2 separate regions of the Mus musculus genome follow, and region 1 is linked to region 2. A link is a loop called in an ENCODE intact Hi-C map of the cell type or tissue named here. Cell type or tissue: left cerebral cortex. All regions are shown on one strand. Links, peaks and the distances in the headings refer to the core of each region. The heading gives the core; the rest is flanking DNA. Region 1 has its middle 110 kb from the start of Mid1ip1. Region 2 holds the start of Rpgr (retinitis pigmentosa GTPase regulator).

What was found. A loop is a pair of places that touch in the nucleus more often than their neighbours do. Peaks named below come from ENCODE experiments on the same cell type or tissue, not always from the same donor. Only the 100,000 strongest peaks of a DNase experiment are listed, where the experiment ranks them.
Region 1: a loop joins it to region 2, with 26 times the contacts of the local background. A loop is called at or near these places in 2 of 42 quality-filtered maps.

What each region holds. Positions count from the first base shown.
Region 1 is chrX:10,600,513-10,608,858 of GRCm38, reverse strand. No RefSeq gene overlaps it. Among named protein-coding and RNA genes, the nearest start is that of Mid1ip1, 110 kb to the left of the region's middle. In left cerebral cortex, for the core only: no CTCF peak of the experiment used is centred there; a DNase peak (open chromatin) is centred at 4,883.
Region 2 is chrX:10,213,369-10,221,685 of GRCm38, reverse strand. It overlaps Rpgr (retinitis pigmentosa GTPase regulator), which reads left to right and starts at 4,891. Exons shown (of 17, transcript NM_011285.2): 1 at 4,891-5,134; 2 at 8,032-8,157. The coding sequence starts at 4,993. In left cerebral cortex, for the core only: a CTCF peak has its summit at 4,812; DNase peaks (open chromatin) are centred at 4,912, 5,449, 5,577 and 5,974; H3K4me3 peaks cover 1,287 bases; H3K27ac peaks cover 979 bases.

The sequences.
Region 1 (8,346 bases), core at 221-8,220, 390 kb before region 2:
CTGGAAATCTTGCCCATAATTGTGTGCCTGTGGATGTGGAGTCTCAGAAAAAAAATATAAATGTTGATTAAACGAACCTCTATATGTGGAGGCTCAGGCTATAGAATTGTGCTTACTTTCTGGTCAGGGAGGTCTCACTTAGTTTCTGATTGTCTTAATACCAGTGAACCCTCAAAGAACGTGAGGAATCATTAGTTCATGTATTCAGAAACATCTATTTCCACTCTTCATTTTGTAGATGAAAATCTCAGAAAATTCTTGGCCCTAAGCTGAGACTTGTGTCTCTCTTAGCTCCTCTCCTGGCCATTCTGGTTACATGCATAACAGCTCTCCTCCCTGCACATAAATGTTAGTGAGGACTGCACTGGGGATATTTCGGAGACATTGTTACATGCTGACTGTCATTTAATTCAGAACTGTTACTCTATTTCTTGCTTGTGAGTAATTTAAACACTGGATTTTGGCATAGGAGCAGAAGAATGAGGCAAAGTGGCCTAAAAAAATCCTAGACATTAGGGAAAATTGAGTTAGGGACCTTTCTGGGGACTTAATCTGGAAAGTTCTCAAGAGAGGATTCTTAAAATCCTTTCTCCCCATCTATTACTTAACGATGCCATAATGGTCAATAGAAGATGTATATTTGAGATATACAGTATGCTATTTTGATATATGCACACATTGTGAACTAGTTACCACAGTCAAGTTAAGTATTAACTTGAGGAGCCCCTCAGCTCCTTTTGTGTATGTGAGAAGATGAAGATCAACTCTCTGAACATGTTTGAAGTATACGTTATCAATTATAATGACTATGCTGTACATTCACCAATCAGAACTTACTAAGAAGCTTATTCTTTTAACAACAACAAAAAAATCCCTAACCCCTGCCTTCTGTCAAATGCTTCTATTTCCACACTTCCACTGAGTTTTCTTTCTTTAAACTCTAGCTGCAGAGTGAAACCATGCAATCAGGAGCTGCCATGTACTGTCTGGCTTATTTCATTTATCATGCCTTCCAGGTTCATCTATGTTATCATGAACACTAGGATTTCTTTCCTTGAAAAGACCTAATATTCCAACATACACACATTTTCTTATCAATCCATCTGTTGATGGACACATATGTGGTTTCCATATCCTGGTTTTATGTGTAGTGTTGCAAGGAGCATGAAAGTATAGATGTATGTCTAACACATGCCTTTCATTTCCTCTGGATATATACTGAGAAATGATATTGTTGGATCGCATGGTAGTTCTAATTTCTTCTTCAGGCTCTTTGAAATGACTCTCATAATTTCTGAGGATTGCTTAGCTTTATCTGCTCTTGAATTTCTTATTAATAGGACAGTATCCTTGTTAGTATATTCTTTCACTTTATATTTTGCCTGAGATATTCATCCATATTATTGTGTGAAAGTTTGTTTTCTGTTAATGTGTAGAGTTTGACTCATAGAGCATAGTTTGGTTATCCATTCTTCGATTAATGGATACTTGAGTTGATTCTAGTGTGAAGCTATTATAAATAAAGCTGCTATTAATATTCCTGCTGCAGGTTTTAGTGAAAAATACACCTTGACTATTTTATAACCCCCAAGGGCACATTGGGGCCCGTGTAGAGTTCCCCCACAACTACCCTAGTTCTTTATGGTCCCAAAATGGCCTTGGATGTTTTAAAATTAATCCCTGTTTTTTTTCTATATGAATGGGATAAATGACATTAGGAGATCTTCGAAATATGTCAGTGAACAAAACTGATTTACTGTTATAATGCAAAAAGGAAATGCTTGATTTCCTTCAGCTAAACCAGACATAGAGAAACAGTGTCCTGGACCAGGTGCAATAGTCATCAACATGATTACCTGTTCTCTGTAGGCAGATCACCTTGTGGTAAGGAGTGGAAGCTGGGGAACTTGGGCTTCCTGGTTATGACTACTTTCCAATTTGAGGATGCAAACCCCTCAGGGCTGCATCTACAGCAGCTGATTCATCTTCAGATTATGTCCCACATTTATTCATATGTTATCCCTCTTCTCTGTTTTTCAACTGTACTTTTTGATCGTTTCTATTACTAGTAGTGTGCTGGCTTAAATGTAAAGGATAGGCTGTGGATGGGCTTGGGAGGGTGGGCTTTGGGGCCACATTTGGGCTTTCCTGCTGAAAGACGACTTTTCCTAAGTACCTTGGTAGACTTGATGATAGAACGGAAACAACTTACTAAGTCTTGGGCTAATAGCTCAGCCTTCATCACCGTATTTCCCTGTGGGCTAGAAATCAGGCTTTGGTATATTCTTGGCTCAGAGAAACATCCCAGCCTCTGGAATAGTCTACAGTATGGGCCACTTGCACAGTTACATCCTCAAAGTTGCTAGTTGGACATTAATCCACCTGAGGCTCCTGAGGACATATGGTACTCCAGACCTGGAACATGGTATATGTTATGCTATGTGGTGGGAATTTTTCAAAATTCTACTTTCTCATTGATTGTTTCCCTTATTTCTAATGGACTTTCCACTGGCATCTTTGGTAACATGATGAGTTTGGCTTCATTCTTTCTACCCATGCTGAGTACAACCTAGCTTAGGACATTTAGTACACTCAAGCTTTCAAATTTGTCCTACAATTTATTTTAATGGTAACATATGAACAAGGCTCCAAACAGCCTAACTTTGTATCTATGTACCTCTTTCTTCATCCCTTCTTACGTCTTCCATTTTTTTCTTTGCATTTGTGTGTGGGCACACATTCATGTGCAGGCTGGAGATTGACTTTAGGTATTGTCCTTTATCACTCCTTTTCTGAGACAGGCTCTTTTATTGAGTCTGAAGCTCACTGACTTGGTTGGTCTATCTAGCCAACTTGTCCCAGAAATTCTGCCTCTACCTCTGGAGCACCGGGATTACAAGCAGGCCTCCACGTCCACCCAACTTTTTGTATGGATGCTGGGGATCGAAAATGTGGTCCTCATGCTTTGGTGGAAAGTGCTTTATATAACAGAACCATCAAGCCTCTGCTTTCTGTCCCCAGGCCTTTCCTTCAAGATCATGGAGTATGTGAGAACTCAAGAATCAATGCTTATGCAAATTTTTATAATGAACATCTACAATTTTGTTGTCCGTGATACAAAAGCAATAGTGTACCATCTCCCCTCTACCACACCACCAGCTTTGATCCCGTAGAAGCATGTACTCCTTGCAACAGCAAGGATATAAAGGGACTAAAATCAGAAAGGCAAAAAGGTGGAAATCGTCCATCCAGTTCAGTTTCATAGAAGAACTCTGTGCTGTATCCATTGTCTAGAAGGCATTAAATAAAATTAAGGTTACTGGGGAAACATTATTTTTTTATAAGTTCTTGTTTTATTTTTAAAAGAATATTTTATTTTAATTGTGGAATATGTGTGTGTGTGTGTGTGTGTGTGTGTGTGTGTGTGTGTGTTTGTGTTCATCCATGGAAGCTACCCAAGGGAATTGGAAACTTGAATCCCCTAGAACTCGAGTTACAGAGCTTTGTGAGCCACCCTCACTTGGGTGCTGTGAACCAAATTAGGGTCCTCTGAAAGAACGTTTCTTAACCACGGGGCCATCTCTCCAGGCCCATTTTACAAACTCTTAATTGAAAATATTCTCATAGAATACATGTTATTTGAGAGAGAAGAGTAGGGGTTTTGACTGGCAGTCTTTTGTGTATGAAAAGTCCCAACACTTACCTTTAAACAAGAGCCACAGACTGTGTGAACAAAATGCTAAGGTTGTGGAGGAAGTGGGTGGGGATACAACTCCTTGTATTAACATGTTTCCAGTGGATCAGCTATGCTACATTTATTCATGGACCCTGTGTATAGTGGTAGACTTGCGGTGGGTATTCCCATGGTGACCATACATACAATGAAATACATAGCTGAATTGCAAATCTCAGTGTTACAGTGTAAGCACATTTTCAGCTACCATGGACATTAGTTTGGAAGACCACAGCACTCAGAGGTTTTAGTACTCTCATATCTGTAACATGGAGAGCATCCACTCTCAGAGTACCGGTTTTCACTTGTTATTACAAGCACGCATGCTTGATTCATAATGAAAAGCTCACTGCAGCCTGCCTTCTGAGCATCAAGATAAAACTTCACATGTGCTTCCCTCTAACAATATCTAAGTTAATGTAGCTTTAGGACCATGGGGAATTTAATATATTAGAATTCTTAAAGTAGTGTATGGCTTGTGTGTTTCCATGATTTGATATTAATTTAAAACCCTGAAAGTACTCATATAGATTTAATTGTTCAAATCACATTTCTGGGAGAGAGACAGACATGGAAGAAGGGTGCCCAGACCCAAAGGTATCTTTTTATGAATGTTCTGTAACTAGTTTCTCTTGTCCACCAATCCTCTGCTGTTTGCTTTATGACTTAATGAATGCAGAAGACCTTTCTATTTACTGTCTCCGGCAGCTCGAGCTATCCATGTGGCTTCTTTCCCTGGAGGAATTTCACAGATAAATTATTGCATACAATTACATCAAATAAATTTAAACTGAATAGGGTGGGTAGCAGGCAGGCTAGTTTTTCTAAGTGTTTCTGTGGAGTTAATCCCTAGTGAAGAGGGGGAAAAATCACTGCATATAAATGAGATATCGCTGCTGTCTAATCCAGCTGATAAATGATTCCATCTGCTGGAAAGGAATTCTCAATGCCCTTGACACTTGTCCCACCCAGTTACCAGAATAGCCATTCTCCATTACTTACCAGCTTTCATGTGAAAGGATGGGGCTGGGGTGACAGGCTGCTATTTTCCTTCATTGGTAGAGGGTTGTAGCTGATAGACTTAGACTATAAATCTGGTTCTTTGTGTAGCCACACGGTCCATATTTTTAGACTCCAATCACATTAGGGCTCAATCTGTGGTCTAAATAAGAGTGTTCTCAAACTTGGCTACACATCAGAATTCTCTGGGGAGCTTAAAAAAATGCCCAGCCTATTCCTCAACTCTCAGGTCATTTCGGAAGTAGGGCTAAGTTTGGAAAACAGTGGCCTAAATCCCAAATAAGCACTTTCTCAACTTTGTGTGAATCTGAATCCCCTAAAGTCTTTCAAAAAAAAATAGATGCTGACTCTGAGTGTGGCTTGAGATTTTGCTGGTCTAACCAGGCTCTCAGGTGACACACACACTGCTGATCAAAGATCACATTTGTGTAGCTCTGAGTTCTTTCATTAGCATCACAATCTAGCTCAGTGTTCTGAAAAAAAAAAAAGGAACACCTTTTCTTAAGGCCATTGGCATCCTTTCTTTAAATCCTCCGTTACAGCAAAGCCTTGGGTGTACAAAGAGCATATCTGTTGTTGTTCCGAGGGTGAAAGGCTAGGGCTACTCCACAAAGCTAATCCGGCAGTATCACAGCATGTACCTCCTTTGTTAATATTCTCCCATGAACACTCATCCCTTTCTGTCTGAAGGTAATTCTTCTATGTAGCAAGATGTCTAATCCTTGATTTACTTTCTTTATGGAAGCCCATTCAGGGTCCAAATTTGGGGAAGGTGTTTGTCTTGTTTATGTTAGTGTAAATAGCTAGCTTTAATACTGATATTCTCTTGTAGCCAAAAATGTCTCAGCCCAAACCCTAGGCACATATTATCTGATTCCAGCCCACTTTTCAATGAACTCAGATGAGATAACAGCTTGCTTGTCCAGGTTTGTGAATGAAAGTGAAAGTTCACCTGCCACTCCTTCACATTTACTGTTGGTGCCTATCACCAGTCTTATTGAAGCATACACTCTTTTCTATTCTCTTTTAAAAATTTCCACTTTTTATTATATATGCATTGGTGATTCACCTGCATGTATGTCTGTGTAATGGTATTGGATCCCCTGGAACTGGAGTTACTGGCAGTTGTGAGCTGTCATGTGGGTGCTGGGTACTGAACTCCTGACTGCTGAAAGAGCAGCTAGTGCTCTCCAGTCCCTTGTCATCTTCTCTTAAAACATAAGTTCCATATAGATAATGGCCTGGGCTGTCTTGTCACCACTGTAGTCCCACAGTGGTTAGCACATAACATTTGCTTGCAGAATTAGTCCATAAAGGAAATCTATTGAACTTCTAATTTCTTTTAGTTCAAATCACACTGACATGAACCTCGCCTGGATTAGATCCTGTTAGTTGCATCTGAATCAGCATTTTGGATGTCCAGGGTATCTTTCTGAGTTGTGTTTTTTCGCAGCTAAACTATACACATCTACAATTTGCAAGACTGTGAGTTGGATAACCGAAAATGAAAGACACTGCCATCTGTATGGTGATTAAAGCAACCTGGACGGATAAAATTGCCCAGGAGGGGAGGATTGAGATGATGATCAAGGTTTGATCCTCATGAACTCCCCGTTTAAAGAAGAAAACGATATTCCTCCTTAATGTGCCCCACTGTCATATATGCAAACCTGTACAGACCTGAAACTGTCACAAACTCCTTCAAGTCAAAGATGAGCCTTACTGTTCTTGAGAGTACTTCTGGACATCATTGACCAGCTTCTCAGTGGCCTCTGTACACAAAGCTATGACAGTTAAAATGACTCCCAACATTTATTTGAGTGTATCATGTAAAATCACTATTGATAATGAAATAAAACTCATGGGGAAAGGCTAAAATCAACTACAAAGGAATCTACCTTTAATGATTTCTTTTGGGGGCTATATGGTCATAATATCTATGGGGGCACGAAACTAAAATCATCACTATATGTTTTTAAGAAGTGAACCTAGAGATCCAGAAATTAGAAACCATTCCAAGGCAATAGAAAAACACTGTTGATATTTTTGGAAACTTGAAGCATTATATTTTTTAACCAGGACTTATAATTTCTGAAGAGACCATTTGAGGAGAGTTTGAAACAAGCCTTGGCTAATCATAAATGAAATAGAAAGCATTAAGATTCATAAAATTTGAGTCTGAAGGTAGTGTAAAACATGCTGCTTGCTTAATTTAGCTGTCATTACCTTAGGCTGTATGTGAGGTTTTCAGCAAGTCCCAAGGGGAGGCAAACAAAATATAATTGTGGTATGTTGGCTCTCAGGCTGGTGTCCAGCAAGAGTAATCTTCTAATAGCTACAGCGGTGTATAAGCCTCTTCCCATTTCACAAGCTACACTTATTCAAAGGCCGCTCACAAATGGGTAGCACAGAAGTGATGTTATGATAGAAAACTCTGGCTTCTTTCTCGAATACTCTTGCCTTGATTGTTCATTCAGGGGCAAAATAACCCTGCAGAGAATCACATGGCAAGGGACCAAGGGCTTTCAACACGTGACTGGGCTGAGAAGCTGATGTGCCCACCTCAAGTTGAGTTTTCACAGGAAGTCCCAACCCATGGCCTCCCTATTAGGGCCAGAAACCTCTAGCTAAGCCATACTGGGATGGTGATTTCCCCAAACCTATAGTAATAATAAGTAGCTGCTATTTGAAACTGATAAATTATACAGTGTGCCGATATAAAGCAATAATGAATGCAGTTTTACTCATACATGACATTGTATTAGACTTATTACAGTCAACTGTACAATTCTGAATTATTCTAGCAGAAAGTCTACTAGCTTTCACTATTTGCACTACATACAGCAATTAATCAACATTGCTTGAAGGTACATGCACTATTCTTTCTTCACATGTCCCACAGTCTAAATTCTGAGTGTTTTCAAATAATCTTTTTAAAATTCTGTGCATATGTTATCTATTTTTCTGCAGAGAGCCGCTGCACGAGGAGTTCATTTGTCAATTTTTTGATCCGCTTTTTGTCCATTAGCCAATATTACACATATCAGATTCTGTTAGTGGGCAAAACCTACCATATTTCTTCACTCAAGAAACAAAATCTAAAAAGTAAAATCCAGGTATATACTGTAAGTCTACATAAAAGTCCAGATTGGATCACACCAATATTGCTCAAGACATGAAGCTCTTTATTGTGAAGGCAATGTGAAAAACTATGACATACCCAGGAGAAAATGATATGGCTCCTTAAGTAGGAAAGGGGACTTGGCACAAAGACAAATACTACAGAACTCTAGAGTTAACACCACACAAATAAGACTTGGGGAAGAACTGAAGCATAGATAGATAGATGGATAGATAGATAGACAGATAGATAGATAGATAGATCCCTACAAGAGAACTTAAGCTTCTGACACACAGCTAAAGCTTTGGAGTACATTCATTCATTGTTCAGAAAGGAATTTGAGAACCCCCAAAAGTGCTAAGTTCTGTGTGTCAATGTAGGGATATAAAAACACTGTTAGACTGTCTTTGTCCTCAACAACATTATTAAAAATGTCAGTGAAATTACAAACAATTGGGGAAATCAGAAAGCA
Region 2 (8,317 bases), core at 318-8,317:
AATAAAAGAGCTGCTAGAGGTATCATATAAGAATGTACAGAGACTGAAGTAGCATGTGCAGGGCCTGCACAGGTCCTTTTCATATACATTATGGCTTCCAGGTTAGTATTTCTATGGGATTCCTAAGTGTGTGAACAACTGGGTCTCTGTTTCTTGTGCCTGCTCTTGGGCTCTTTTCCTTTTGTTTTTTGGTTCTGTCTAATTCCAGTGGGTTCGGGTTTTTTTTTTTATCTTATAATATTTTATTTAATTATTAAAACATTTCAAAAATCCAATATATCATTAGAAGCTGTCTTAGGCAGGGTTTCTATTCCTGCACAAACATCATGACCAAGAAGCAGTTGGGGAAGAAAGGGTTTATTCAGCTTATACTTCCACATTGCTGTTCATCACCAAGGAAGTCAGGACTGGAACTCAAGCAGGTCAGAAAGCAGGAGCTGATGCAGAGGCCATGGAGGGATGTTCTTTACTGGCTTGCTTCCCCTGGCTTGCTCAGCCTGCTCTCTTATAGAACCCAAGACTACCCAGAGATGGTCCCACCCACAAGGGGCCTTTCCCCCTTGATCACTAATTGAGAAAATGCCTTACAGCTGGATCTCGTGGAGGCATTTCCCCAACTGAAGCTCCTTTCTCTGTGATAACTCCAGCCGGTGTCAAGTTGACCCAAAAACTAGCCAGTACAGAAGCTCTCAGTGAGCTCTGCTGTTTAGGGATCTCCCAACGTATTTTTTTTTTTTTGAAGTACCGACACACCTGCTTATGTTCCTGCAACTTGAGGAACAGTGAAGGCAGTTGCATTGTAATGTGGCACAAAATTCAAATCCTGGAAGAGTTTCTTCAATGCTGGCAAATAAGAAATGAAGTTCAGGGAGGAAACACAGCCCATCAAATGTCTTTCTTATTCGTACATGCTTTTATTTTTAGTTGACAAAAACATCCTCAGAAATTACTCCCAGCTAGATGTAATACAGTCAATAGCCAAGACTTCTACTTTTTTTTTCCCAGATATGTAAAATTCATGAGAACCAACACAATTTCCCAAGGATTATCTGAGTTTTTGGCTGTGTGTGCATCAGAAGGGAATACAATACATATGTGACATGAATATACCTAAAAGCAGAGATTTTTTTTTACCATTTATTTAAAAAAAGCATGCAAATTTCCATCCTAGTAAAACGGCCATGCTCTTTTATTTTTACATAAAGAATTCCTTTTTGACCTAATAGTTCATACTTCAGGACATGGCATCTTCATTTTTTTTTTCAAAATTAATCAATGTTTTGATTTTAGAATCACCAATGCCAAGAATGCTATTTTGCATAAATATACAATTAAAAACAGTAGAAATATCTTGAAACTGTTTGAAAAATTCTTGGAAAAAAATCTGTCCTAATCCCACACCAAATTTCATTTAATGACTTTTTTTAAATGAAATTTCAGTCTGCAATTAAAATAGTGAGTTTTAAAAATCAAGTATTCTAAGGCACTATAATCCATATAACAATTTGATGATTACTAGCTAAGAAATGACACTAAGAAAATATAAAACGTGTTTTTTTAATTAAAGCATCATGTTCTTGTATATACAACAAACATATAACAATACCTCTAAGCTGAAGAACAGCAGCAGTTTGCTCACACTGCATGTTTATGAGAGCACACACAGTTCAAAGTGCACAGGTCCTGTGTTTAGGAGTGAGGCTGTAGGAAAGTCACAGGAGACAACACAGGTGATTGATGGCCAGAAACCCCTCAGCTCATTACACATTTGATTCTAAATTTATCTTTTGGTCATTATGTGTTCCAAAACCTTCCACTGTTGGCAAACATTTTGTGGCCCTCCATATTCAGTTTCATGACAACATAGGATAAATAGTACAAATGACAGTTTGGAAAGCTGCAACTTAGACACTTCATGCTCTCCAACTGTCAGGATTGTGGGAGAGGCCCTTATTGTTTTTGAAGGGCCAGTGGCTCTCCTTTAATTTCCAGTCCCCTTGCAATGCACACAAAACTGGAAAAACACATCTATTCTGATCTAAAACACAGAATTTCTAGCCTCATTCTGTTGCCTTCATGAGGTAACCAAGGAGGTCACGCTTACAATGCAGCTAAAGCATGCTTATACTTCCATCAGTATCCCAGGCGCCCATGGGACCCGCTGAAACCACTGAGCCTTGCTAGGCATGCTGCAGGAATAAAAATGACACTTTTGAGCCGTTGCCAAGATTTGAGTGCTATTTCCATCGTGGCACACATGGCCTGGCTTTGCCTTCCAGTACAGTGAGCATAGCCAACTTTGCCTTGTTTCTAATACCTACTGGTATTAAGTGCTACTGTATTCTGGGCACTAAGATAGAAGCTAGACATTCATTACCTCGGATGTCTAAGACATTTCCTGAGATAGAGCATATGAACAGATAATATATAATATAAATGATCTAAGGTGCCATCATAGCTGTATGTGTGTGTGGCACCCTTAGATTATAAATATTAGATGAATCAAAAGTATCAATATTATATTGTAAGGGGAATTTTATTCTTCTCTTCTTCTCTGCTAGAAAGCTGTGTGTCTGAGCTAATGCCAGCGTCTCCACCATATTCTCTGGATGCAAGGCCTTGCTGTCTTCCAGGATTTCTATTCTATTACTTTTCTGAAGAAGGATTCTCTCCGCATCTATTCAATTGGACCTCCCAGTGGTATCATACATTGCTTAGTTTAACAGAAGCCCTCCTTTCACCCCTCTTCCCGGCTCAAATGCTGCTTCCTCTCTTCCTGGGTCCCTCTGCACTTACTGTCTCGAATGCTGATGCTCAAGGGATGCTTTTCCCTCAGCGTCTCCAACTTCCTACTCCAATACTGTTTCCTCTTCCATTGCCCCAGCAAACCGCTCTTTTTATAACACAGAGAATGATCACCATATTTCTAACTTCAGAAGGTAATTCGGTGTCATTTAATTTGTACACATTATGTGGACAATTTGATTATACTCTTGTTTGGTGCAGTATTTTCCAGTCTCTCTCTCTCTCTCTCTCTCTCTCTCTCTCTCTCTCTCATCACCTTTTAAGCCTTATAACCCATTGCTAGGATATCATACTTCGGCATTCTTCACGATTCACCTTAGATTCCTTTGTCCTTCCCTTTCCTTCTTTCACCTGTTCCCGAGACTGCCATGATAGCGTTGATCCAGGAGTTCCATAAGTGTCTGGCTCCATCTGGACCTTCTGTGCATCAGTTGCTTGCTGTGCTCAGCAACTCCACCTGACTTTCCTATGTGTTCAAGGGCTGAGCTCACTATCTCTTCCATTACCTTACTGACCTAACTCTAACCTCCTCTGCTCCTTGCATAGCACTTCCCATCTCTGTAAACGGCACCACCCTTGCCTAGATACTTATGTGAGAAACCAGCGTGGAAGTGCTCAGCACTGACTTATGCTCTGAAATTTATTTTTAGAAGTCAATGAAATAACAGGATAAGCAAAGAAAGTCTTTAAATATTCTGATTTTTCTCATCATGATTGTTATGAGCCTTTAGACATGAGTATTAAGTTCTCCTCAAAATAAGTTAAGTTACCTTTTTTGTTCCTTTCTGCTGATGTAAGTTATATGATAGGTCAGCATTTTCCAAGAGTTGACAACTAGACACCATTTCCTGTGTGCCAAAATACTGAACTTCGGGCAGCCTGACCACTTTTGTACCTAAATACCTGTAATAGCCTTTGAATTGCCTCTCAGTGCTCAAACTGCTTGTCAGAAAAGCAGCCCAAACAGGTAGAATCACTTCAAGAACATGCATAACTGGTCCTTTCCTATCACTTCTGAGCTTAAAGCTCCTCCATGACTTTCCATAGTCTTTAGGATAAAGCGTCCGATTCTGTGGACATGCCATCTCACCTCGAACCAGCCTCAGCAAGGTCCTGGGAGGAACTGATCACTTTATCAGTCTTTGCATACAGTTAACTATGTCCAGACTTCTTTAATTTCATTCAGTTTCTTTGGCTTCAGACCTTCCTGACTTTGTCGTCATCAGACAAGCTTTTGTCTTTCTTAAATCCCTGTTCCCAGGTCGGTGCTCCTTGCTAAGCATCTTTACTAGAATCTCATCCTCAACTTTAGTTTGTACACAAGTGATTGGATTCTATTCCCTCTTTCCTTCCTAATAAAAGTGCCCTGAGTAAGTGTAGGTAATAACTCTCGAATTCTGGGAGCCTTAAATTCAGTTGTGCTTGATTGAGACCCAACTACCTCAGGTATACAAATGGACTCATCCTGGAAGATTTTCTTCCTATTTATTTTATTGTGGCCAACTATTATGGGTGGAAAACCAAGGTTTATCCAGAAAAATATAATATTTCAGAGGAAATTGTATAGATCTTGGCCCTTTAGTTTTATAGGAGATGCAGGCGGACTGTTTAGACCTCAGGCTAAACAACCTGAACTGTGCTTCTCTTCCTATGTTTAATTGGCATATCCGCAAACAGGAATGGCATTATTCAACTTGCATGATTGTAATAACATTTATTACGACCATTTATTCAATAAGGATCTAATGTGTGCATCGAGTATATTTGTTTTGTTCCTAGGATTGCAAATGACATTTGGGATGTAAACCGCCTAGTACCTTGCTGTGTTACAGATTGTTAGTCCTAGTGTGTTGTCAAAGCTGTGCGTTGACGTTTGCATGAGTCACAGAAGTTAGGGCTATGTGAGACATGATGTTGTCACCATATCCCCTCTAGGTCCCTGCATGGCCAGGATCCCTTCAGAAGTAGATGCGCTCCAGAGTCTGCAGCATGGCCGCTTCCAATCGCGACCGCTAGAGGGTGTGCGGTCGCTTACCGCCGCGACCATGGCATCTGCGCTTGCGCCTCACTGACACAGCTTCCGCCAGCCTCCTTCCAAAAGCCTTTCGCCCCTCCCCGCCCCGCAAGGCTCCGCCTCCGTTGCCCCTAGCGTCTGTTTGTTGACTTCCGGGAGCACAGTAGTGGTCTATGCCAAGAGGGTCGCGATGGGGGTCCCAGGGGGTAGGGCAGCACCTTAGGCTCAATCGAGTCGCCCCTGCTATCTTTCCGAAGCAGGCACAGATTCCGTTCGCAGGCTTCGGCATGGCGGAATCTGAGTCACTGGTGCCCGGTGAGTCGCGCGCCCCCAGTCGTGGCGGCTGGCCTGGAGGGAGGGTCCGCGGGCGGGCGGGCGGGCGACAGGCCAGGCCCCGCCTCCGAGCCGGCCCCGTAGTGGTACAGGCCGCAACCTGAGCCTCAGTCAACCGCCTTAGATTTGCGTTTGGGAATAAATAAATTCCCTTTGTCGGGCTGGAGGAAGGGACAGGGACATGAGGGACCCTGTGTGTGTTATTAGCAAGCTGAAATAATGGCTTTTCTTGGAGGCGGCGGCAGCCATTATTCTCTCGCGAAGCATCCCAGGGTCTCTAAACATTTGAGCAAGCGGATGTCCCCAGGACCCGGTTAGGTACAGAATTCAGTAACGAGTGGAATGCGGGGTGAAAGGTTAAAAAGAATGGAAGAAACGAACTGGATAAAGAGAGGAGGGCCTTCGGTGAATTTTTTTTTTTTTTTAAGACTGACTGTCGTGAAGTCTTTTAAAATTATGACTCCGTACGGCTTCCGTACCGGGTAGCCCAGGTAGACATTTCCTGGAGCAGCATTTATTATAAGCGTAGAGTTATAGAGTTGTTCAGCTAAAATGGTGGTCATAATCTACTGAACTGGTTTTTGCATATACTCTAATGGGCTGTTACTAGCATTATGAAAAATAACCACTATATTTGAGCAGAATTGGACATTTAAATATGTATTGCACTTTCTGCTGTGGTCTTGGCTCAAACAGAATTTGATTCTACACCACTTGGAGCTCATACCTTAGTGAGGGTGCAAGAAAATAGTTACAATAGGCTTGACATTAGTTGGCAGAGGACAGAAAGGAACCACCCAACCTTGGTTTTTGGGTTAGGGGAGTGTCTGAAGAGAGATTCTGGGGAGCCAGAGTAAACACCGTTAAATAATTCCTTGTAGGGAAGCCTTGAATCATTTCGAGGTCCTTGCCTCCCAAGGCTCAGTGACTTGAGTCGAACTGGCTTGCTTCAAGCTTGTTCTCAAGTGGTTTAGTCCCGTGCACATTGATATATATTATTAATATTTACATTCAGTATGCTTTCTCTGGAAATTTCCCCCAAACTGGGTCTGACTTTCTATTTGAGTGGTGTGTGTGTGTGTGTGTGTGTGTGTTTAAATAGTTACTTGGAAATGTTAATGGATATTTAGTCTTTTGAAAATGATACTGGTCCAAGTCTGTGAATATTCCTCAGATCAGACAATGGCAGTTGAAGAATGTCAAATCTCAGCCTCCATCTCCAATCCCCATGGACTGATCCGTAGCTTGAACTCTCATTTCTTCTCAATGGGAACAGGAATACCCGAGGTGTTTCCGTAGTAAAACCTGGGTAATATGCTATCTTTCACACTGAAAGTATTGAAAGCTGTGTTTGATTTCCTACTCAGCATTCTAGTGATGTGAAAATGGTGGTAGAGTGATAAATAGTGTAGAAGGGAAGTTTTCTGTTTGAAACTTAGCACAAACTTCAGTGTAACTGATATTTCCTAGAGGAACGTCTTGTGCAATGGGTATAAGTAGCAAGGAAAACCTACACTATCAGTAATACAGTTGAGCAAATAAAATACTTATCAATAAATATTTTGGTAGCGAATCAATTAGAGAGATTGCTGTGTAGAGCATAATTAATTGCCATATGGCCTCTATTCATTGCAAGATTCTGAGAAACCAGTAATTTCCAATGTTTGTAATAGGACTTTACAGAGGTAGCCATCAGTTAATACATTGGAGATTACAGATTCTGTACTAGATTCCTTATTATAAAAGAGAGAATACAACCCTGTGTTTACAATATTGTAAATAGATTGTGTACAACAAACCTTTTCGTACCTGTGTTAAATTCAAGGCATAAGAATGTGTATTGGTATTTTAAACACCATTTAGAAATAACCATAATGATTAAAGGAGGAAGTTAAGGTTGGGTAAAGTAACCCATTGAGTATTGTATTAAGTATTAGATTAGGAATTTGAATACATGATTACCCTCCCATTTTAAAACATTTTCTCTCTCCCTTATCTCACTGTGTGTGCCAAATTTCTGGGAGTCTTTTCATTCTTATATGGGTGCTGGGGCTCATACTCTGATTGTGGTCTATTGACTTTTAAAGCCTTGTATAGGTTCCCATAGTGCAAGTGAAACAGTATGTAATAATATGCTTATGTCTGCCCTGCACCTAGCTTTAATGGACAGTCGCAAGCATTGTCAGTAAGAGTTTGGCATTTGTAGTAACATCCCTCCCTTGTATGCAAACACTGGCAATCCCTTGGAAGGGGTAAAGAAATTCCAAACTCACTTAGACCCTTCCCATGAATTTCCTGTGGTATTAACGAAAAAATGTGATACTGTTTCAGTTCTGAGTGTGGGGAAAATGTCCTTAGTCAGGGACCAGACTGTGGGGTCTTAACCAGAGTGAGTAGAGTTGTGTTTAATAAAATTCTTTTCTGCCTAATGTTAGGAACTTTTACACTTAACAGAGTCAGCTCATACATAGAAGGACAAAGTAACGTGCTTCAACACAGAAAGATACATTTGAAAAGTCTGATTTTTTTCTCTTACTTCTAGTTTTATGTCTAAAAAATATCAGCTCATTCGGGAGTTGGCTGTCCATCGAGTGTCAGCAGAACAATTAGTAATGGATGATGCTTATCTTGTCATTGTATATATTTACGTCATATCACTCAAGGAATAGCACATATTCAAATTAACAGATGTCATAGATGAAACTAAAATGAAGTCTGAGAATTAGAACTGAATTAAGGTGAAAGAATGAAGGTTTAAACTGTTTAGACAGATTCAAAGCTGTCAGGGAAGAAAGCATTTATATGTGTGTAATTGGAAATGTTTTAATAACAGACATCGTGGTTCAAGTTGTGAAGTAAAAACTGTCTTACATTTGTAGATACAGGTGCTGTGTTTACGTTTGGAAAAACTAAATTTGCCGAAAATATTCCTAGCAAATTCTGGTTTAAAAATGACATACCCATATGTCTTTCATGTGGAGATGAACATACTGCTATTGTTACAGGTTAGTATTATAATCTTAAATGGAGACAGTAATTCTTAGAGAAACCTAATTATTACTAGAGTTGTGTTTAATAAAATTTTCTGCCTAATGTTAGGAACTTTTACACTTAACAGAGTCAGCTCATACATAGAAGGACAAAGTAACGTGCTTCAACACAGAA